2 separate regions of the Homo sapiens genome follow, and region 1 is linked to region 2. The links are chromatin loops, found by intact Hi-C in ENCODE. Cell type or tissue: heart right ventricle. All regions are shown on one strand. Links, peaks and the distances in the headings refer to the core of each region. The heading gives the core; the rest is flanking DNA.

The links. Hi-C counts contacts between places; a loop is a spot of excess contacts. Peaks named below come from ENCODE experiments on the same cell type or tissue, not always from the same donor. Only the 100,000 strongest peaks of a DNase experiment are listed, where the experiment ranks them.
Region 1: it touches region 2 in a loop (2.3-fold over the local background); 27 of 110 quality-filtered maps call a loop at or near these places.

Annotation. Positions count from the first base shown.
Region 1 is chr11:12,099,563-12,102,473 of GRCh38, forward strand. No RefSeq gene overlaps it. Among named protein-coding and RNA genes, the nearest start is that of MICAL2, 9.6 kb to the right of the region's middle. In heart right ventricle, for the core only: no CTCF peak of the experiment used is centred there; a DNase peak (open chromatin) is centred at 1,475.
Region 2 is chr11:12,158,368-12,161,278 of GRCh38, forward strand. All of the region lies in intron 2 of MICAL2 (microtubule associated monooxygenase, calponin and LIM domain containing 2), which reads left to right. Among named protein-coding and RNA genes, the nearest start is that of MIR6124, 3.9 kb to the right of the region's middle. In heart right ventricle, for the core only: a CTCF peak has its summit at 1,427; DNase peaks (open chromatin) are centred at 744 and 1,584; H3K27ac peaks cover 2,500 bases.

The DNA.
Region 1 (2,911 bases), core at 134-2,633, 59 kb before region 2:
ACAATTAATGCTGCAGGAAAAACTAAAGGAGAGAGAAAGTCTGAAGATAAAAGATAGTGATTTTTCCATAGAGACAGAAAGCAGATTAGCAGTTGCTGGGGACTATGAGGAAGGGGGAGTGGAGTGACTGTTTAATGGGTGTGGGTTTCCTTTTGGGGTGATAAAAATGTTCTGAAACTATGTGTGAAGCAGCTCCCATATAAGAAAGAAAAATGTTCTGGAACCAGATAGTGGTGGTTGTACAACACTGTGAATTTACTTTGAATTTTATTTTATTTTATTTTGAGACAGGGTCTTGCTCTGTTACCCAGGCTGGAGTTCAGTGGCATCATCTCAGCTCACTGCAACCTCTGCCTCCCAGGTTCTCATGCCTCAGCCTCCCGAGAAGCTGGAATTATAGGTGTGTGCCACCACACCTGGCTAATTTTTGTGTTTTTAGTAGAGATGATTTCACCATGTTGGCCAGGCTGGTCTTGAACTCCTGGCCTCAAATAATCTGCCCACCTTGGCCTCCCAAAGTGCTGGGATTCCAGATGTGGGCCACTGCACCTGGCCAACTTTATGACAACTTTATAACAACTTCACTACCCCTATTTGATGAAAGAGGAAGCTGAGAATCAGAGAGACTCACTTATCCAAGGTCATACAGCTAGATTTGAGATTCCACCCCAAGCTGGTTTAACTACAACGCCCAAACCCTTAACCCTCTCATCTGGCCTCTATAGCTGCAAGATTTCATAAGTACATATGTTGATAATGTGAATTGATCCATATTCTCCAAGGTGTAATGGCCCCAATCCCTGGATAATGAGAATGTCTTTTTTTATTTTTACATTATTCCTTTTGATTGACCTTTTTGATTGGGCACAGCTTTGATTATACAAAAGATAAAGCCTATTTTTAATACAAGGAGGAAAAGATGTTAGAGGTAGGGCGCTTCTCTGAAGGAGATGTCATAGGCATGTAAGCAACCACTAGCGAGGACGCGAAACTTCACGGGGACGTGGGTGAGTCTGTTTGCAGAATGTGAAAGGAGCATGAACTGGGGCAATAAGGAAGACTTCCCAAGGTGGTGACCTGTAGTACAGTCTTCTCACTGGGTGGAAAGGAACAGGGAGAGCCTTTTACAAGGGTAGCACTAAGCCTGAAGCCGAGATCAGGAGGGATGGGGGAGGAACGGACAGACAGGCTGGATCCATAGGGTGATGTTTCATGCCATCTCTTTCCTGGTCCTCCCTCTGCCCCTCTTCCAGTTCCCATTCCCCCTCCTCTGCGCACAGTGAGCCATGCAACATAAATATGCTTTGCTCTCTGCTGTCAACAGAGCAGCTATATAGCCTTGTTCTAAGATGCTTCCCTTGGTCCTTAGGGAAATAGAAAACCTCGAGGGCTGGCCGCTCAGGCATTCTTAGAAGGCGGCTGTGGCTCGTGCCTTCCCACTTTGTTCTGGGATCCTGTGACTCTTGGGCACAGACCCAGCACAGCCTTCACTCAATGGCTTCTTTGATTTTCTCCCAGTTGGACTGTCAGAGATTGTTGGCCAGCGGGAAGAATGCTGAGTGGTAAACTGTGCAGAGAAACAACTATTGCATTTCTGCCAGAAGTCAAATTTCTTTTCAGCCTTGCCCTTATACAGAAGGACCAGAACCCTGCACTTGAGATATTGCCTAAACCAGGTTGCCCAATCTGCCACTTACCTGATGACCAGCAAGTCTACAATTCATTTCATCTGTGTTTTAATATCTTTTATGGGGGGGGATGGCCTCCTTTTTTTTGTTTTTGCCACTTCTTTGGCAATGTCTTTGGATATATCTAAAAGTTTTTCCTATTTCTAATAAGTATATATCACATTTGCAGTAGTTTTACTGCTAATGAGATATGTGCTTGTGATAAGTTTCAGAGTGACTAAGTGACAAGAGCTGAGGCTCAGGAGATGGACAGATCAGGGTTTGAATGCTAGTTCTGCCTGTTACTATGACTTAACCACCCTGGTCTTTGGTTTCCCCAAGTGTAGAATGGGGTTAAAAATCTCAGCCTGCTATATGGATGTTGTGAAGATAAATAAGGTAATATATGGGCCCATTGTAGGTGCCTGAAAAACGGCAGTTTCTATTTACCTATTGTATCAGTTAAGGTTTGATCAGGGCAGCAAGACCATTAATATGTAGAAGAGGGAATTACTATAGGGATTAGAGTTCACATAATTGTGGGAGCTGACAAAGAGATCGCAGAAAGCTGTTGCCTCAGTGTTTACTTGTGGACTTGGATTGCTGTAGATCCACAGGGTCATCAGGTGAGAAGAAAACCTGCTGTGAAGAGGGGCAAATCAAGAGCCAGCTGAAACTTGGACAAATGGATCCCTTGAGGAGAAGGTGGAATTCATGTCTATTTCTCATCACCTCTAACTTTGACGATGTGGTGACCCTTAGAAGAAGGTTGCACCTTTCACCAAATAAGTGAACCTGCACCTGGCCCTAGATTCAGCAAAGCTGAAGGAGGAGAATCTGCGTGAGCTGCAGGAGCTGGAAGGCTGGCAACTGCCCCATGCCAGCAACACATGAGCGGCAGTGTTGCCTGGTGACCTGTGCTGATCTGGCACAACGATTGCTTCCTACGGCTGGGCACGGTGGCTCATGCCTGTAATCCCAGCACTTTGGGAGGCTGAGGCAGGTGGATCACCTGAGGTAGGGAGTTTGAGACCAGCCTGGCCAACATGGTGAAACCCTGTCTCTACTAAAAATACAAAAATTAGCTGGCTGCAGTGGCGCATGCCTGTAATCCCAACTACTCAGAAGGCTGAGGCAGGAGTATCACTTGAACCTGGGAGGCAGAGGTTGCAGTGAGCTGAGATCGCACCACTGCACTCCAGCCTGGGCACTAGAGTGAGATGGAGTCTCAAAAAAAAAAAAGA
Region 2 (2,911 bases), core at 142-2,641:
TAATGAGTATTGGTTATCACATACATGATCTCACTGATTCCTTAGAGCCCCATGAAGTGAGGAGAACAGGTGGCCCTCTGCATCCATTGGTCCCACATCACAGATACAACCAACTGTGGATTGAAAATATTCAGGAAAAAAAAAAAACAGATAATTTCATCTGTACTGAATATGTACAGGCTTTTTTACTGTCATTATTTCCTAAACAATGCAATGTAAGTATTTACATAGCACTTGTATTAGGTATTATAAGTAATCTAGAGATGATTTAAAGTATACGAGAGAATGTGTGTAAGTTATATGCAAACATGGCATCATTTTATATAAGGGACTTGAGCATCTACAGATTTTGGTATCTGCATGGGATCCTGAAATCAATCTCCCATGGTTACTGAGGGAAGCCTGTATTATCCCTATTTCACGCATGAGAAAACTGAGGCCAAGATGGATGAGGTAACTTGCCTAGGGTCACAAAACTAGCAAGTGTTGAGAGCAGATTCACATTCAGGTTACCCTGACTCTAAATATTCTGATGTTAATCCCACGAGGAAAGCTACCCGCCATGGGTGTTAGAGTCATTTTTAAGGTCTGTGACCTAACTTGGAAAGCCAGTTGTAAAGGGTGAGATGGGTGTTTAGGTCCAGGGTGGCAAGTCTGAGCCTGGTACAGGCTGCTGGGCTACATATCCAAGCTGCGCTTATCTTCTCCTGTCAAACCATCTCCCTCCACCTCCCCTTATCTCACTCTAGATAAGGGCTGGTTCCTGGAGCTCCCACGCCTATCCAGCCCTCAGCACCACCTTTAGCTCTTTTTCCACTGGAGCCCGAAGACGAAGTTGTTCATTCTTCTTCTAGGGGAGGAGGGGTGGCCATTGATTGGGGTGCGGAGGAGACAGCTTCTTCCAGTTTGTAAATTATTGTCTGGCTTGATGCCTCTAAACTGTTCATAATTTTAGACAAGGAGGAGCTGGCAACTTGGAGAACTGATTTACAAGACTATTTTCTAAACTGGTACATTTCCCCAGGTACAAATCTGCCTCCTGTGGTAGATGCAGTGTGCGTTACCACATCTACTGAGTGCCTGCCAGGACCTGGCTCTGCCGTCATCCACGTTTCTTGCCCTTCACAGCTACCCTGCAAGGATGAGATTATAATTTGTCTGTTACAGTAAGGGAACTGAGAATCAGAAGTGGCTTGTGTGAGGCAATAGCTCTGAAGCCTTACAGTTTTCTCTGTACTGCTTGCCTGTCCTCAGAAAAGACTGTAGTGTAGCAGGCAAGTTCAAATAGCCTTGTGTTTTTCGGCCAGCCACTGCAGCCTTTGTTCAATGCTGGGCACAGAAGTGGTTCCAAAGATAGATAAAGACTGAGAATGTTAATACGATCTGCAAAGCAAATGAGTCCTTCCTTCTGTTTATGCTCTCTGGGTGGCAACATTGCACATGGGGAAAGTGGAGACATAGTAGGAGGCAGTGTTTATGTGAGTCATGCCCAAGTAAGCACAGTGGACGCTCACAGAGCCCAGAGAGGATCTGTGAAGGAATCCACGCTTGTCGCACCAGGCAGGGCACAGAGCCCCCTTCCCCAGTCTACTGAAGTTGCTGAGTGTCATAGACCGGGGTCACTGGGTAAGGCCTCATGGAGGACCCAGCCTGGGTAGGGCAGGGAAGCTGGCCAGGCCTGAGCAGGGAATGAGTGCTAGTCTCCCTTCAAGCCAAGCATAGTGCCAGGCACCTCGGAAGCTCTCCGGGAAAGAGGGAAGGTCGGGTAGGGCCCTACAAAGTTGCAGGGATCCTGTCACCCCCAAGTCTGGGCATCCAGTGTCTGAGACCTCGCCAGCCCCAGCAGGCTCCTCCTGGCAGGTGGTGCCCAGTGGGCTCCTATGCTCCTTTGCATGTGCTGTTCTTCCCCCTTCTCTTCCGGCTCCTCTCATTGCTGCCTGGACAGCCCCTTAGCTGCCTCCTTGCCTCCAGCCTCCTCCTCCAGTCCACTGCTGCCCTATCATCTTCCCAAAGACTTGTCTCTTCCTGCTCCTCTGTCTTCTGCTCCTCACCACCCACTGGAGAGGCCAGTCCCCCTCCTTGGCCTGGAGGGGACACCTGCCACCACGTGCGCTGGACATCCCCACCGCACCTCCTCACGAATCCTGAACCTTGAACTTGCTGTCATTCCACCACTGTCCCGCTCTTTCCACACTCACATCCCTGTGTGGGTATTTCCATGGCCTGGAATGTCCACTGCCCAGTCTTCTAGTAAAATAAATCTCATTCCTAAAATTGAAGCTTTCTTGAGATTTCTCTCTTGTGGCCCCTCTGGACTCCTCGAGGCTCTGTTGGACACCGCCTGCTCTGGGCTTCCATGCCCTTGGTTCATATTCCACAAGCACTTGCCTGTGGTCTTGTAATCCATCTGCCCCTGTGGGCGGGGCCTGAGCCTACGTATTCCCGGCCCCTTGAGTGGTGCCCGACTCTTGCTAATGCACCAGTAATTGTTGCTGAGTGAATAAGTAAGAGATTAAGGAGGAAGATAAACACCATTCTCTGCTTTTAGTATTATAAAACCGTCCCACAATTCCAACTTGTCCACGATGAACACTGCCCCTCTGGGGAGCACAGAGCTGCCGTGAGGCCTGCGCTCTGTGTGCTGCTGACCTCCTCTTACCAGGCCTCATCGGTGGAGCTCGGTCTGCTGTGCCCTCTTGCTCAGAGACCCCTCCAGCCCTCCTGACAGCTGGGTCAGCCCCAGCTCCTCCACATTTGTTTTCTTGTGCCAGCTTTGGATTCTGGAAAAACAGCTAGTGCTTTGGAAAATCAGCTCTACTTTATTTTTGTTCCTTTGAAACTTAAATGACTTTCCTAAGAAATGTCTGAGGTTAGAATGGTGCAGAAAGGACCATGGCCAAAGCCCAGGCAA